Regions from separate parts of the Mus musculus genome. Here region 1 is linked to region 2. Evidence: chromatin loops called from intact Hi-C (ENCODE). Cell type or tissue: heart. All regions are shown on one strand. Region 1 overlaps Lhfp (lipoma HMGIC fusion partner). Region 2 overlaps Lhfp (lipoma HMGIC fusion partner).

The links. Hi-C counts contacts between places; a loop is a spot of excess contacts. Peaks named below come from ENCODE experiments on the same cell type or tissue, not always from the same donor. Only the 100,000 strongest peaks of a DNase experiment are listed, where the experiment ranks them.
Region 1: a loop joins it to region 2, with 2.1 times the contacts of the local background. A loop is called at or near these places in 2 of 42 quality-filtered maps.

Annotation. Positions count from the first base shown.
Region 1 is chr3:53,097,789-53,105,788 of GRCm38, reverse strand. The region is part of intron 2 of Lhfp (lipoma HMGIC fusion partner); the gene reads right to left. C130075A20Rik (a long non-coding RNA gene) reads right to left here. Exons shown (of 2, transcript XR_003954475.1): 2 at 140-8,000. Among named protein-coding and RNA genes, the nearest start is that of C130075A20Rik, 9.8 kb to the right of the region's middle. In heart, no CTCF peak of the experiment used is centred here; no DNase peak of the experiment used is centred here; H3K4me3 peaks cover 310 bases; H3K27ac peaks cover 1,949 bases.
Region 2 is chr3:53,244,211-53,252,210 of GRCm38, reverse strand. All of the region lies in intron 3 of Lhfp (lipoma HMGIC fusion partner), which reads right to left. Among named protein-coding and RNA genes, the nearest start is that of Gm40048, 150 kb to the left of the region's middle. In heart, a CTCF peak has its summit at 4,900 (motif pointing right); DNase peaks (open chromatin) are centred at 6,220 and 6,480.

The DNA of each region.
Region 1 (8,000 bases), 150 kb after region 2:
TAATATTTTGCTCTGCACACTTGTTTTGGAAAATATTCTTATCTTTAGATTACCGTTCTGTTCTAAAGAGGGCCGGGCATGTCTGGAATCTGGCGGGAGAGAAGATAGGAATCCAGGCTCTCCCTGCCGGCTTCATACTATGGACTGTCCCCAGCCCATGCTGGGTGGGATGTCAGTCAGCGTCCTAGAGGTCTTGGCTACAGTCTGCCCTGTTCATTCCTCTCGTACTGGCCACCACCTATGCCAGGATCACCTATGTCAAGTCTCAATGCCAAATGATCCCAGCATTTGTGAGAACTCCCTCAACATCTGCTGATGGAGACTGCTCATCCCTCCCCCGCCCCCAGTTACCACTCTTGGGGAGTATCTAAAAGTGTTTAACAACAAATACTTTAATAGCCATTTGTTAAAAGAGTTGTTCGGGATGCAGATCAACTGATACAATATTTGCCTTGCAAGCATGAAAATACATGTTTAAATTCCAGAACCTACTTTGAAAAGCCAGGCATGGTGGTACACACCTTTAGTTCCAAAGCCAGGGAGGTAGAAACAGACAGGGTCTGATGATTTGCCGTCCTCCAGACTAGCTTCCTTAGCAAGCCCCAGGCCAGTATGAGACCCTGTGTCAAAAAGTAAACTCCTCGGGGGCAGCACCCAGAGTGGACCTCTAGCTTCCATATATACCTACACAGGCACACAGAGCTGTAGGCTGTCTAAAATCAACACTGTCCTTGGCCTTAGTCAGGTGTTCTGTTGCTATGACAAATACCTTAGGAAAATGGACATTTGGTTCATAGTTCTATGGCTGGCTTCACCGCTATGGGTCTGTGATGAAGCTGGAATTCTTATTAGAAAACGTGATGGAAGAGAAAGAGTCTGCCGAGCTCACGGTGGGCAGGAAGCAAATAGCCAGAGAGGAAGGAATCAGAACAAGGTACATCCATCAAAGGCACCTCAAGTGCTCTGTCCCCTCCAGCCAGGACCTTACCTCTAGTAGCCCATTCGGTGTGAACTCATTAGATTGTCACTGTGGAGCTAGTGCCCACATAATCAAGTGCTTCTCAATGATTGGGTCTGCTAACTGGAGACCATGCTTCCAACAGATGAACCTTTTGGGGGATGATTTACACATAAATCATAACTCGTTTCTTACAGCGTCCCACGGACTTTTGTTCTAAGCATCAGTTTTTATCAGTTATTGTCACTGATGCCCCATGTCTATACCTTCTGTTCTCATTCTAGCTTCTGGCTTGTATTTTAATCCTGTATCTTCCCATGATCTTCTTCTCTGAATTTCTTTCTCAATATAATGTCCTTGCGATACAAAGATAGAATATTTTGAGTGTGAGTGTGTGAGTGTAGGGCGGTGCATGTGTGCTTGCACATGCGTGGTATGCTCTCAAGTGTTTAGTAAAAGAAGTTAATGGGGAATAAGGAGAATTAAGTGCAAGTTGGGGAGGCTGAAGCAGGGGCAGGAAGCTTGGGAGTCTCTGGCCTATGATACACAATGAGCTAGCTCTAGGCGAGCCAGACTTCAGCTGTGACTCTGTGTATGCAAAAGAAAAGGGAAGAGAAAGGAAAAGCAGTGTAGACCACTTGTGTCTCCACGCTAATTATGATGAATGCTAGAAGCCAGATTCTCCAAGCAAAACTGCAAGGTGCATGGAGGGAGCACTTAGACCTAGGAGTATTCGGGAGCAGCCATCTGCTTTGCCATCTTATAAAGATAGTTTTAAAAATAAAGATGAAGCCCACCTTGAAGTCAGACCTTACAGCCAGATATCTGCAATCCAACAATTAACCTTGACTGTATCCATCTCATTAAAAACTGAGTGAACGGGTAAAAAGAAGTTGGAGACAGGTTTCAGAAGACTCTCATCCCGGTCCTGGCTCAGGTGGGGATAATTTAGAATATTCATATTGATGTACCAGTGTTCTTCCCTTCATATGTGAACTGAGTAGATGGTTTTGCAGCCCCTTTCAGACTCTGTCTAGCTTTTTGCAATCTTTTCTTAGTTCCCTGGCTAGGAACAAGCCAGAAGGGTGGAGAGGCAAAGCCACAAATGGCAGAGGTCTAACTACTAAAGCTATTTCTGAAAGCACAGAAAGAAGGTCCTAACCCTTCCCTGTACCTGCAGGTCAGAAGGCCAAGGCCTTGGAGTCCATTTTCTTGGACTCTAGTTCTACGCTGCTGAGCGGATGATACTCTCATATCCACGTGGCCCCCAGGGTACCGTGTGTGCATCTTCCCTGAAAAGCAAGTTACTATTCTCACTTAATTACAAAGGAAGACTGCAGTGATCTCAAGAAGAACATTAGGCTACGTGTAAAAATAAGATTTAGCAAAGAAATGTCAGCCCCACATCCTGCCTATAGGGCTCATCATTATTCAGTGAAGGTTAACTGGGTGCCCTGGGATGGGAAAGAAAGAAAAGGCACCTGCCACCCTCAAGAGCACTCAAAAAGCGGGGCCATGGCAGGGGCAGCAAACTGCAGAATTAAAATGTAAATGTATTTCTGAGCTTGCACGGGAAGGGAAAAGTATTTTCCCAAAGCTGAAGACAAGCCAAGGACATGTTGATTGATGTAAACTTTTTTTTTTTTTTTTAAATTCCAACCCTCCAAAATCTCGAGGAAAATAACAAGATCAGGAACCGCTCTTGTAGTGTAATGTCACACAGTAGAAACGAAGCTCAAAGAGCCGGCAGGAGCACTTGAGCTTTTGAGGCATTTACAGGAATAAGATCAAATCGATAAATAGCGACCTCCTAGAACCTGCATGCTCCTTCAGAACCGGCTGTGCCCTCGCTGCACATCTGGGCCTCCTTTGATCCTGATGAGACCAGAATCCCCTCTAAGTGGAGCGACTGCACCTCAGACAGCTCTGCCCACTTGACCTGGAGAAGAATCTCATTCTATTTCACACTCAGTGGTATTTCTGACGAGGTATGGTCTCCGTTGCTTCTGTTCCCTCAGCTATGCCAGCGTTGCCCTCAAGGAACGATGTGCCTACAAACTTCAGCAACTGCTTCAAGTTTGCTATTTTTCTTCTGAGGATTGAGGTTTTTTTCTTTTTCTTCTTCCAGGAATGAAAAGAAAAAGCCCAAAGTGTACAGAGCCATAAATCAGCAGCAGGAAACAAGGTCATGCATTTTACAGCTTATGATCCAAACACACGGGGTGCCAAATTGGCCTTTAGTCACTCAAACTGACATAAATGTGTCTCAGTTGACACTTCACCTTTACCATTTGCCCTTCTGGCAAGATAAAGGCTGTCCCTTTCTCCTTCCTGGGGATTTCTCGTCCGCTTAACAGCTCACTAAATGCTCCCCTTTGTTTGATAATCTTTTTAAGGCATTGTTTTAAATCATGTCTTTAGGGCCAGCCCACGAAGCAGCCCTGCATCTCTGCTGAGCTAGGTGATTAACTGGCTCACTGCATTAACACTGCCAGCATCTTCCCAGCCAGGGTGATGGGTGAGCAGTGATGACAGAGGAGAAGAAAGAGTGCCTTAGAAATAAAAAAGCAAAGTGTTATTCACCAAAGGGAAAACCAAGACAGGAAACAGTTTCCCAGGGGTGGGCAAAAAATAAAAACATAGCTTGCGCCCAAGCTTTTAGATGATTTCATTCCTCAAAAGTTATATAATTACAGTGTACCCACCATTACGTTCATGGTATGTAACTTAGTTTCGTCGATTAAATTACAACCAAGAAACTCTCTGTGTGTTTTGCGTCTTAGCAAATTCTAGAAGGATGAAGTCGAAGAGGGTTAATTAACTACAGGATCCAGTTGTCTAACCCTTCTGGAATCATGTCTCAGCTGGATTCCTGTAAGCTTCATATTTGTGTCTTTGTAGACAATTCCCTCCCCCGACATCAACAGAACAGCTACGCCACACTTCCAGCAGGCTCTAGGAAATGAATGCAGAATATTTGTGCCCTGGAAAACTTCATGCCCCTGGAATGAAGTAATTCACTTGCAGGCCTTCCCACCTTCCACCATGCCAGCCTTGAATACCACATAGTATATGGATTATCATTCAACTATAGTCAAGGACCCAAGTAGCCCAGTGTTGATTTTGCTGGCAGGGGTTATCAAATCCCTAGAGACCCCCTTCCTGCACACCAGATATTATCATAATTGATTTCTATTTTCTTATTTTCCAGATAAAAGATAATTCATGAGCTTACAGATTTCCCATAAATCCCACTGGGTGTTGAGAACTCTTAAAACAGGCAGTTCACAAGCTAAGCAACAAGGATGGAGAGGTGCTAATTAGCAGACAGGTGAATGAATCATGGAATCAACAGGGTCTAAACTTACCTAAGCTAAGACATTAACATGCCAGATGACCTTAGCCAAGGTACTTGACCTCCACAAGCCTCAATCCGCTGCACAGTAGAATTAGATAAAAGGAAAACCTTGATGAAAATTGGATGTTGAATTTAATTGACTGTGATGAGGCTGCCTAAGTAATTTACAATCCCAGAGACAATCGTCTCAACACAAAGCAAACATCCAAAGTGCCTGCACAGGAGGGAGCCATAACAATACTGCTGTCCAGCCCAACACACTGAGCCTCTTATACCAGCCTCGTATTACTTTAAACACCCCACAGAATGGCAACTTTTGTTTTTATATTGGAAATCAGACTACGCCTGGAGTTTTAGAAGACCAGGTTTTTAAAACTTCTCATCTCCCTATGTGATTCCCCAGACAATAGATTTTCTGGAAACGGATTTAAAGGAACCCTACCATGGTGCTAAAGGGAAGGGCTTGCCAACTGCTCCGGAAAGCTCCAAAGACAAATGCTGCGGACGGTAGGGGGGTAATGAGAATATTTACACTTCTAAATTATATCATTAGTTCCTGCCTACCCAGGTCTATTTAAAATGCAATTTGCTGATTGGAAAAGAAACAATGAAAAACAAAGAGAATAAGTGAAAATAACACTTGTTATATACTCATGCTCTAGGTAGGTTAGTGTGTCAGGGGGTCAGATGTAACTCATACTTCCCCCACCTCGGTTTTAAAAATAGTTACATTGTCTCCATGTTTTAGATCCCAAATCTAAGATAACCTCAAGTCCTCTGGACATCATCTTTGATTGGGATCATCTACTACCGAGTATCTACCGTCAGACGTTTCACCCTTACATTCCATTCCCCTCTGATACATGTTGTCTAGGGCACTTTCAGTTTGGGCTAATAGATGGTTCAGGGGTCCTTATTAAAGTGTTCTATTTTGATGTGAACCATCTAGCCAGGGAAAGTAAACTATGTGTTCACCATATCCACATTTGCAGCCTCCTCCATATTGACCTCCTGCATTGCCAAGTCTGTCTCATTCTCTCCAGCTCCAAATGCTGGAACAGTCTATTGGCTGGACTTCTAGACTCCGTGGCACCCTTCCTTTCTTCCTACGCATCTATTCCCTGCAGGCAATCTTCCTAAAGGGGGAAATCTACCAGCATCCATCCCGCCTTCAATGGCTTATCCAACATTCAGAGTGAAGTTTAAATGCTTTAGGGTCATACTGTTCAAAGCCCTCCATGTTTTTCTATCATTCAGTAAATCCTCATTGTATGTTTGTTGACTTCAAAAGAACTGAAATTTCCCAGTTAGTAGTGAAGATAGGTACTTAGCACTTTTCCAAGATACTGAAGTATTGAAATGTGGGTATTTTGGGCCTTATACAAGTTGTCTTCTGGTAAACAACACAAGACCCAAGATACCTCTTTGAAAAATAGTTTGCCAATATCTTTCAGCAATCTAGATGGTGAGCCAACACGTGTTCTGAATGTATTATAGAAGCATTTTAGTTGAAATGGCCCTTGTAGGAATATTTTTGAATGGTGAAAGAGTCTAATATAATATTTATATTTTCTATTTCATTGGCTTCATATTTTCTACCTTTTTTGACAGCTCACATTGGACCAACCCACGGGAAATCTCAGGACTGGCAGTACATGTCCCGGAACTTGTTATGTGTTCACATCCTCTTGTGACGGCCTCTCGGCTTTTTGATACTAACTAACTGGAGATAGGGAATTTTAAAATTCAGATATTCAGAAACTCCACCTGTGACTTAGGATTGAAGACAGGTGTGTCCTCAACTTGAAATCCATCCCATAGGCAGGCACCAACCCCTAACACTATTGAGGATGCTCTGTTAATGCTTGCAGACAGGAGCATGCTGTCCTCTGAGAGGCTCCACCCAGCAGCTGACTCAGATGCATGCAGACACCCACAGCCCAACAGTGGATGGAGCTTGGGGACATTACGGAAAAACAGGAGGAAGGATTACTGGTCCTGAAGGGGATAGGAACTCCTCAGGAAGACCAACAGAATCAACTAACCTGGACCCTTGCGGCTCTCAGAGACTGAACCACCAACCAAAGAACATACACAGGCTGAACCTAGGGCTCCCTGCACATATTTGGCTGATGTGCAGCTTGGTCTTCACGTGGGTTCCAAACAACTGGGCTGGGCTCTATCCCAGAAGCTATTGCCTGTACATGGGAGGTGTTCTTCTAACTGGGCTGCCTTGTCTGGCCTCAATGGGGAAAGGAAGTGCCTAGTCTCTCAGAGACTTGAAGTGCCGGGGTCAGCGGACACCCAGGGGGGCCCCACCCGCTCCCAGGAGAAGAGGAAGAGGAATGGAGGAAGGATTGTGGAAGGGGGTGACCAGGAGGGAGCCCCCTCCACAATTTTTTTACTTATTCATTTTATACCTGGGAGTAGGATATAAAATGAGTAAGTAAAAAAAAAAATTAATTAAAAAAAAAAGAAAGCTAGGTCGTGGTGGTGCACGCCTTTAATTTCAGCACTTGGGAAGCAGAGGCAGGCGGATTTCTGAGTTTGAGGCCAACCTGGTCTACAAAGTGAGTTCCAGGACAGCCAGGGTTATACAGAGAAACCCTGTCTCGAAAAAAAAAAAAAAAAACCCAAAAACCAAAAACCAAAAACAACAAAAAACAAAAAAAGGAGAAGAAGAAGAAGAAGAAGAAGAAGAAGAAGAAGAAGAAGAAGAAGAAGAAGAAGAAGAAGAGGAGGAGGAGGAGGAGGAGGAGGAGGAGGAGGAGGAGGAGGAGGAGGAGGAGGAGGAGGAGAAGGAGAAGAAGAAGAAGAAGAAGAAGAAGAAGAAGAAGAAGAAGAAGAAGAAGAAGAAGAAGAAGAAGAAGAAGAAGAAAACAGGTATGTCTGTAAAACTGTAAAGGTAAGTCACATCTTGTCTGATATCAGTGTGAAAATGAATCAATAAACCAGATATTAAGCAACGAGGCTGCTTGGAAAGACAGGGCCTAAATATAGGAGAAGCTTTAAACGACTTAAATAATCCCACGGAGCTCATTCATTATGCTCTCTTTATGCTGTCTACACTGGCCAAGTTTTGCGTAAATGAAAACTCTGTTTGCATACACTAAGAACAATGCAGAAGTAAGCATATTATAATGTCAGCAGTTAAGAGGAAGCTGGGTCTGGAGTTCAGACTGGCTTTCTATGCTGCTCCTGCACATTTTATTACAATGCATGCAGCTTTATTCATTTCACTGCCCATGATAGAGCTGAGCATGGTGGCTCTAAAAGATGCATAACTTTGAGTTCTACCCTGGTAACAGTCACTTATTTTCCAATATAACACAGGCAAAAGTGCTTCACTGTGTGTAATTATGCCATTGTCCTAACACCATTCCTATATACCTTAGGGCCAAGGGATAAGATAAATGATTAACCCCATAGGAACTCAAAAGTATAAGCTAGGTTTCTCCGTCAGAAGCTACCTACAAAGCCAGCTTCTTAGAGGTAGTTCCTTATCACTGAAAAGTAAAACAGCTACCCCAAGCCAAAATACTACTGATAACACTTCCATTCAAACACAAAGGCAGACAGCTCTCCCTTCTGTCAGTTTCAGAGACCCCAAAGTTCCATCCTGACTCAGGACTTCCTCATCCAGACTCAATTTCCTCTTCAGATGACAGTTGATGTGACTAGTCA
Region 2 (8,000 bases):
TACAGTGCAGTGGGAGGGAGCATCTTTGTAGGTCCATGCCCAAGAATCCCCCTAAGCAATCAAGTCATGTGGCAGACCTAATATAAAGAAAATGTATTGATGGGGGAAGGGAAGGGTGCCTGGAGAGATAGATAGATAGATAGATAGATAGATAGATAGATAGATGATAGATAGATAGATAGATAGATAGATAGATAGATAGACAGACAGACAGACAGACTAAGAAGTAGTCTTTTTATATACCTGACTCCTGGCTCTACCTGCTGACAGAGATGCAAGCTGTTGCTAGGTAGCTGTTGGGGGGAGCCTAGCAGAATTGTTTGGAAGCCAACAGCACCCCCTTCCCCTTCAGTTAATCTTCTATCTCCTGAGACCACCACATGAACTCAAGAATAGAAGAACTCAGAAGTCACAGCTATGTCAAAGATTCCACAAAGTAGATTGACTGGTTTGTGCTTCACACTTGTGGAGGGTTGGGAGGGTAGAAGTGTTGCAAGAACATTATCTTGAGCTACCCATAGCTCCATCATTCACTGTGTTGACCTCTGTGTCTGACCTTGTGACAATCGAGTGAAACATTAGATTAACAGACCACTAGCTTCCACTAACCCAAAAGCTTAGAATGTGGTCAGATAGTATTTGAAGCCTGTGGCAGAGACTGTCCTATTCTGCTGTAACCAGCTTACCTATGTGCCCATCAAGTATTTGAAAAGTGCCTTGACTTATAACTTTCTCTTTTTTCCCCCTGTAATTAATAGTTTCATGAAAATATTGCCTGCTTGGCGTATGGTATCTGCATTAACCCAAGTCCTTGTTTCTAGGTCACGGTCTCTCATAGTCAGCTCCAGAATAAAGTCGCTTTTCTCCCCTTAGTAATGGAAGCTGCACTCCCACATTAATGGCCACTACAGCTGGAGCAGAATTACATACAGCAGGAGGGCACATGGGTACAGGAGGCAAGAATCTCCGAGGAGGGTTGTCTTAGTCAGGGTTTCTATTCCTGCACAAACACCATGACCAAAAAGCAAGTTGGGGAGGAAAGGGTTTATTCGGCTTACATTTCCATACTGCTGTTGATCACCAAAGGATGCAGGACTGGAACTCAAGCAGGTTAGAAAGCAGGAGCTGATGCAGAGGCCATGGAGGGATGTTCTTTACTGGCTTGCCTCCCCTGGCTTGCTCAGTCTGCTCTCTTATAGAACCAAGACTACCAGCCCAGAGATGGTCCCACCCACAAGGGGCCTTTCCCCCTTGATCACTAATTGAGAAAATGCCTTAGAGTTGGATCTCATGGAGGCATTTCCTCAACTGAAGCTCCTTTCTCTGTGATAACCCCAGCTGTGTCAAGTTGACACAAAACTAGCCAGTACAAGGGTCAAGTGGCCCTGCCCATCCCTCCTCCTATGAAGGACTCTTGGGATGACCCTGACTTGCTGGGGGTCTTTATCTGGAATCAGCTGCAACTCTGTTTAAGATGGCAATGCTGTGCGATGCTCATTCTACAACAGCAGGCCAGGTCTAACGTAAACTGAGCTTGTGGAAATCAGATAGTCCTTGCTTGAAAACCTAGCATTTGACATGCTCCAAACTTGCCGCCTTTAGCCACCCTGATGATGATCATATATACGACAAAGGTCATGAGGAGTGTCCCAATTCCACCCTGGGGTTGCCACCTGCTATGGATACTCAGCTGTACAACTGGAGCCCCAGATTGTACTAGCTCCTCCCTTGAGAGACAATGCAGGGCCCACAGTCAGGTCACCCATGTCTCTGGACTACCTGGCATCTGGTATGGTTTAGGCACCATTTGCTTTAGTTTGTGTCCCCTGTGGGTTACTGTTAATGAGAGTGACAGTGTGGGCATCAGGAATGGGTGGTGGAGCCTTGGCAACATAGGTTATTATGGGAAGCCTTTATGTTACTGGAGGCCCTAGAAGAAACAGAATGGCCTGGTCTCTTGTTCGAGTTTAAAATGTGATTATTCTGCATTGTTTACACTCTCTCCAAACCAGCAGGGTCATCCAGTCTTGATCTTTTTTCCTCCTCCTCCTCCCTTTTTTTCTTTTTTTGGTATAAAGTTAGCTGCTTTGGGTATTTGCTTTCCTAATGAAAACTTGACTGACGCACTGCTATAACCCCACCCCCACCCCATCTCTCTGTCCTTGCTGCGCCTTCTTGTGCTCCCCGTGGGAATGTGAGCTCCACAGTGTCCTTGCCCCTTTCTCTTTCCTCACAGGGTCACTGCTGGCCATCCAGCGTGTCTGGTCCTGAGTCGGGACTTTATAAGATGTCTGACTTCAAAGCACATTATCTTTCACTGAGACATTTTGACAGTTAGCATACTGATATGCAAATATAAAGTTTGGGTGGAGAAGAAGCAGGCATGTCTCACCTTATTCTCTTTTGTTGTACAAGGAACAAAGGTAAAAAGAAGCAAAGGATCAATGGAACAAGAAAAAAAAATCTATGTACTTAAATACCACAGGAAGACAGGTCGTTCTCTCTAAATCCCTCACACAGCATCACGGTCAGTTCCCTGCCCTGCTTTTCTTGCAAACGTGTTGAGACAAAGGATGGAAAGGATATGTGCACTGTTTATAGAATATTTTCAGGAGCAAATCTCAATAAGAAAATGAGCTATAGATGCATATACACATATATGCACTACAGATGCATATACACATATATGAGCTATAGATGCATATACACATATATCCTCAAATGAGGGCAAGGTTCATGCTTTCGAGTCTATGGAGAAAGAAATTGATAAGCAACATGACTGGGGGACAGCTGGGGGACAGGTCCATCACTAAAGTGCTGCCACACACACACACACACACACACCAGACTGAACTCCACCCCCCAGGACACAGGGAAAGCTGAGCATAGCATTTGTATTTATAACGCCAGGCTTGGGGTCAGAGAGCGGGAGTATAGACAGGCAGCTCACTGCAACTCACTGCCCAGCTCACACTGAATGTACAACACACACATATGCACACACATATGCACACACATATGCACACACATGCACACACACTCACATACATGCACATACATGCACGTGTGTGCACACACAACATGTAAATAAACATGGATACATGCAAAATGAAAAACTGACATAATGACCACTCCTTATCTGAAGTGGGGGTGTGTGTCAAATTCAGGGATGTGTGCCTGTTACCCAAGTATTGTACAAATTTAGCAACAGCTATACTCCACAGATCTTTTTTTAATTCTAAAAATTTCTGAATCAAAATTATTGATCTTCCCTTACATTCCACTGGCACGTGTGGCAGTGTAGGGGAGTAGCCACGGGCAGCTCCGTGGTCCAAGCACTCTGACATGCATCCTGTCTAAGGGACTCACAGCTAACTACATCCAACTGAGCTGACAGCTGACAAATTAAATCACCTGAGACAAAGAAGACATCTTAGCTTTATTCCTGTAATCTCATTGTGAAGTGACAGGTCAATTAGACCCGTGTGCAGGCTCTCCGTACCCAGGTAGGAGGGAACACGGTCTAATCCAGCCCCCTGGGAGAAGCCACCAAGTGTGCCTGGGCAGCACCTGGGGGTACACGTGGCCCATTTTCCTCACCAAATGCCTCTAGTCTGGCAAAATGAAGTCGATTTATACTCCACGTGGGAAACATTGCTTTCCAGAGAATGAAAGGCATTTTTTCCGAGCTGATATAGTTGAAAGACAAGGAACCCATGAGCCCCACACAGAATGACTATAGGGCTTTTATATGTAACTAAAATGGTCCCCAGGCAGTGGTGGCAAATGCTTCAGGCAAAACAGGAAGGCAGCAGGGATGAGGGTGGACGCTGTGACGGGATTAAGTCTGAACACAACAGAGCCTCCTTTAAATTCCAAACCTGCCCAGAACCAGAGCACCCTTCCTCTATTTCTGAGACCTTTGCCTTTTTCCTCTCATTTCTGCCACGAAGTGAGCATATCACAGAGCCACAGACTTCAGCACTAAAGGCATTCTTGAAAAGGAAGGCACAGGTCAAGTCTGACAATCTTATTTTGTAAAGAGTCAGACAGTAAAAAATTTTAGTTCAAAGGCAACCACTGATACCAAGTATGTCAGTGAGCATTGCTGCCTGCCCATAAAATGTAATTTACAGAAGTGTAGAGAGCAGATGTGGCCCATAGCTTGCTAGCCCTGTATCTAGGCCACTTTTTGTGTTTTAATCACGAGGATAGGTATCCAGGACACTGGTGACTTTCCCAGGTCTCTCAAAAGTGCTCTCCTCAGCATGTCACTACACTCGGCGGCTGGCTTTGTTTATGATATATAACATCCCGATTCCCACACTAAAGCAAGCTAGTGTCTCTGCTAATTGCAGAGAAACACTTAAACTTGACTATTCACCTACACAGTATATGCAACCGTGACTACGTGCTGTATCAGCTACTACTTCTTGCCTAGGACAAACCTTCTGAAGAGGCAATCTAAGGAAGGGTGGATTCCTTTGGGCTCCCGGTTTCTGGGGCTTTTAGTCCATTGGATGGAGAAGGTGTGGCTGAGCAGTTCTTTGTCATAGTGAGCCTAAGGCAAAGGCGCTCAAGGGGGACAGAACAGGAAGGCAAGAGAGTCAAACTAGAACTAGTGTATAGGGCTGTACCTTCAAAGGTTGCCTTCAGCAACCTACCCCATGCTAGCTAGCCAGAAGGTCACTTAACCTCTCAAAACAGCATGCCTTCTAAGAATGCGTGTCCCAACATATGAGCCTCTGTATGTGTGTGTATATGTGTGTGCACATGCACACACACGTGCATGTGTCAGAAGGAGCATTAAACAGAACCACAACATTGGACTTCATTAAAAAAGTATTTATTTTAATTTTTTGTGTGTGGGAGTACATATGTGCACCACATGCAATGCCAACAGAGGCCAGAAGGGGGCATTGGATCTCATAGAACTCCGAGCTGAGGACTGAACCTGGGCCCTGTGAAAGAACCTTAGGTGTTCTTATCCACTGACACTTCTTGTCAGCCCTTTAAAGAATGAATGCCTTCATTCTTTAAAGTAATTTCACATGCTCAAAGCAAATAAGTATAAGTTGGGGGTGGGGCTATAAATAAACCACCACCATCTTTCATCATCAAACTAGGTCATCTGGACATCGTGTCTGACCTTGGTATCTACGGATTTTTGAAACATAGATTTGATTTAACTGAAAATCAAGGTACTCCTTACCTGCAATGTGGTATCTGCAGTGAACATGTGTGTACACTGTTTCTGCCCTTATCCCCTCATAGCGTACTAGCAGGGTTATTACATTGGAGCAGGTATTGTAAGTCAACTGGAGAGGAAATTAAATGCACAGGAAACTGTAGGGAGGCTACATGAGGATGCTACACCAATTTCAATAAGGAATGTGAACATTCTCTGAGATTAGTGTCTGCAAGGGTCCTGGAATCATTGCCATTGAATGCTAAAGATGGCTGCATGTACTTCATGTCAATGTAAATTGCTTATTAGGCTTATTTACCAAGCAATTAGCTATGATGGGGGTTATAGGCAGGAGTGTGGGAGGGCTTAAAAAAGCCCCACTGGAGATGATAACACCTCCTTAGCTGAGGGAATGAAAATTCCTGGCAAAAAGCTCTTTCTGCAAAGACGGATTGACTAATCAGCGCTGCAGTGGTGTGGAACGGTGTGGAATGTGGCAGGACCAGAAGCTGGCTACCTTATCTTGGGCTAGCTTTAGCCCCTTGAGAAGCCGTTCCTTGCCTACCTCTGTGTTGGAACTAATATCCATAGATTCACCTTTCTAGAATCTATTAACTTAGCAGATAACTAACTTCCACCAACTCAAAAGCTACCAGTGATGTCAGATAGCACCTGAGGTCTATAGCAGGGCTTCCTCCATCTCGCTTTAGCCTCCTTTCTGATGTATCCATTGCTGTATTTTAAAATTGCCTTATAACAATTCTGTGGTATGCAGCTATTATTTTTTAAAAATAACTTTATGAAACTGCTTCCGTGTGGAAATATAGGAACCTGAGATGACCTCGCTGCGTATTTTCTAGGCCTTGGTCACTCAAATTTGGCTCTAGAATAAATTCTCACTCCCTTTGATGCGAAGAGTTGTGTTTGTTGAACTGACAGCTGCAGAGCTCGGTTCTTCGCAGCCAATAGATTTCTATCCTCTCCCTGAGGCCCTGTGCATGTAGGGAAGGGTTGCACACAGCTGGTTTGGAGGAATGACTCATCCTCTGGTAACAGTGTGATGAGCCTCTTCAGGGAGGCAATATGGACAGTCAAGACCCTAGACCTCCTGCTCTTTTTGTTCTACGTTATCTTCTTGTCATACATGACTGTCTCCTGGGCCAAATGCCCAGGTTTTCATGAATTTAGCTGTGCCAGGTTCCACATATCAGCACAGCTGGGTGTCTTGAGTGTCTGCATTGCCTCCTTGAGGCGGCTCATCTCACTGTTACCAGAGTGAGTCACTCCTCCAAACCAGCTGTGTGCAATCCTTCCCTACGTACACATGGCCTCAGGGAGGGGATAGAAATCTATTGGCAGGGAAGGACCGAGCTGGGGATCCTAGTTAGGAAGGGTACTCAGTGGGTCTAGGAAGTGGGTGACCAGGCAATGCTGTAGCTGTGGCTGCATAGAACAAAGCTACACCATTCATGAAACACCTCAGACTCCCCAGGTAACCTCTTTACAGTGCACTTATTTGTTTTTCTTTGGTGTCAGGTTGATCCAGAAGTAATTCCTCTGCACTTTACACTGAATAGAGGTTCTACCTCCCTCCATCCCAGCAAACCAGTAAGACCCCCATAATCACCAGAGGGAAGTTAAAGATGCCTGACCCACCCAACATTCTCTGGTACACATGCCAAGAACCCCAAACACCCGCTTAAAAATACAGTGAAGCTAGGATGTGTAGAATGACTCCCATGATGCTCTATGGGACACATTAGACACACCTGTTAACATACCTCCTTGTACCATTCTTACTAAATGCAGTTTCCCCTTTGTCATTGGCCAGCTGGGTATCTGCCATCACATGCGCTATGATCTTTGCCCCTTAACACTGAAGCAACCTAAAAGCCTTACTAGAGATATCTGTTTGTGTGTCATTGGTTGAGTGAACAGAGGTGGCCTTTGGGCTCACACCGTGAATGAACACAGAAGCTGATCTCCAGATGGGAATGGCTAAAATAACCAACAAGGCTTCCTTTAGTTTAGTTCATGTCTCAAAGACCATGAAGATCATCCTTTAGTTTTTGTCTGGGATGCTTTGATAAAGGCAGAGTCTTCCTGGAAAAACCTGCTCTTGGATTTCTGGGTGGACCCAAAGAAAGAATGTCTCCCAAAACCCCAAGTCTGTCTCCCAGTGCTGTTGCTTGGTGAGACCCACAGAAGTTTTGTCACAACCCTGTCTGAAGAGAGACAGCATTCAACTGTGATGGCGCCAAGTCTCCCACCCTGTCTGTGTCACATTTCCACCGAACACTGAGTGGCGTCTGCTCACTCTCCATAGGCAATGAACTATTGGGAACCCAGTGGCTCCAGGCAGGACTTTGATGCTGGCTATCTGCCCCGAGCTAAGAGATTTTCCCTCTACAGTCTCACCATGCTTGGAAGGCAAATCAAGGGAATATAATTAAACCAAATCCAGTTAAGCCCAATTTTGTGATCCTTTTTTTTAAACATTCATTTATTTATTATATGTAAGTACACTGTAGCTGTCTTCTGACACACAGAAGAGGGCATTGGATCTAATTATGGATGGTTATGAGCCACCATGTGGTTGCTGGGATTTGAACTCAGGACCTTTGGAAGAGCAGTCAGTGCTCTTAACCACTAAGCCATCTCTCCAGCCCAATCTTGTAATTATTTATGGTAAATTCCAACACTCATTGTAAAATCTGACAGATGGTGAATGGTTAGCCACTCTTTTTCGAAGACCTTATTTCCAAGATATAAATAAAAGCAAGCCTCAGACCGAATTCCACTGTACATACAC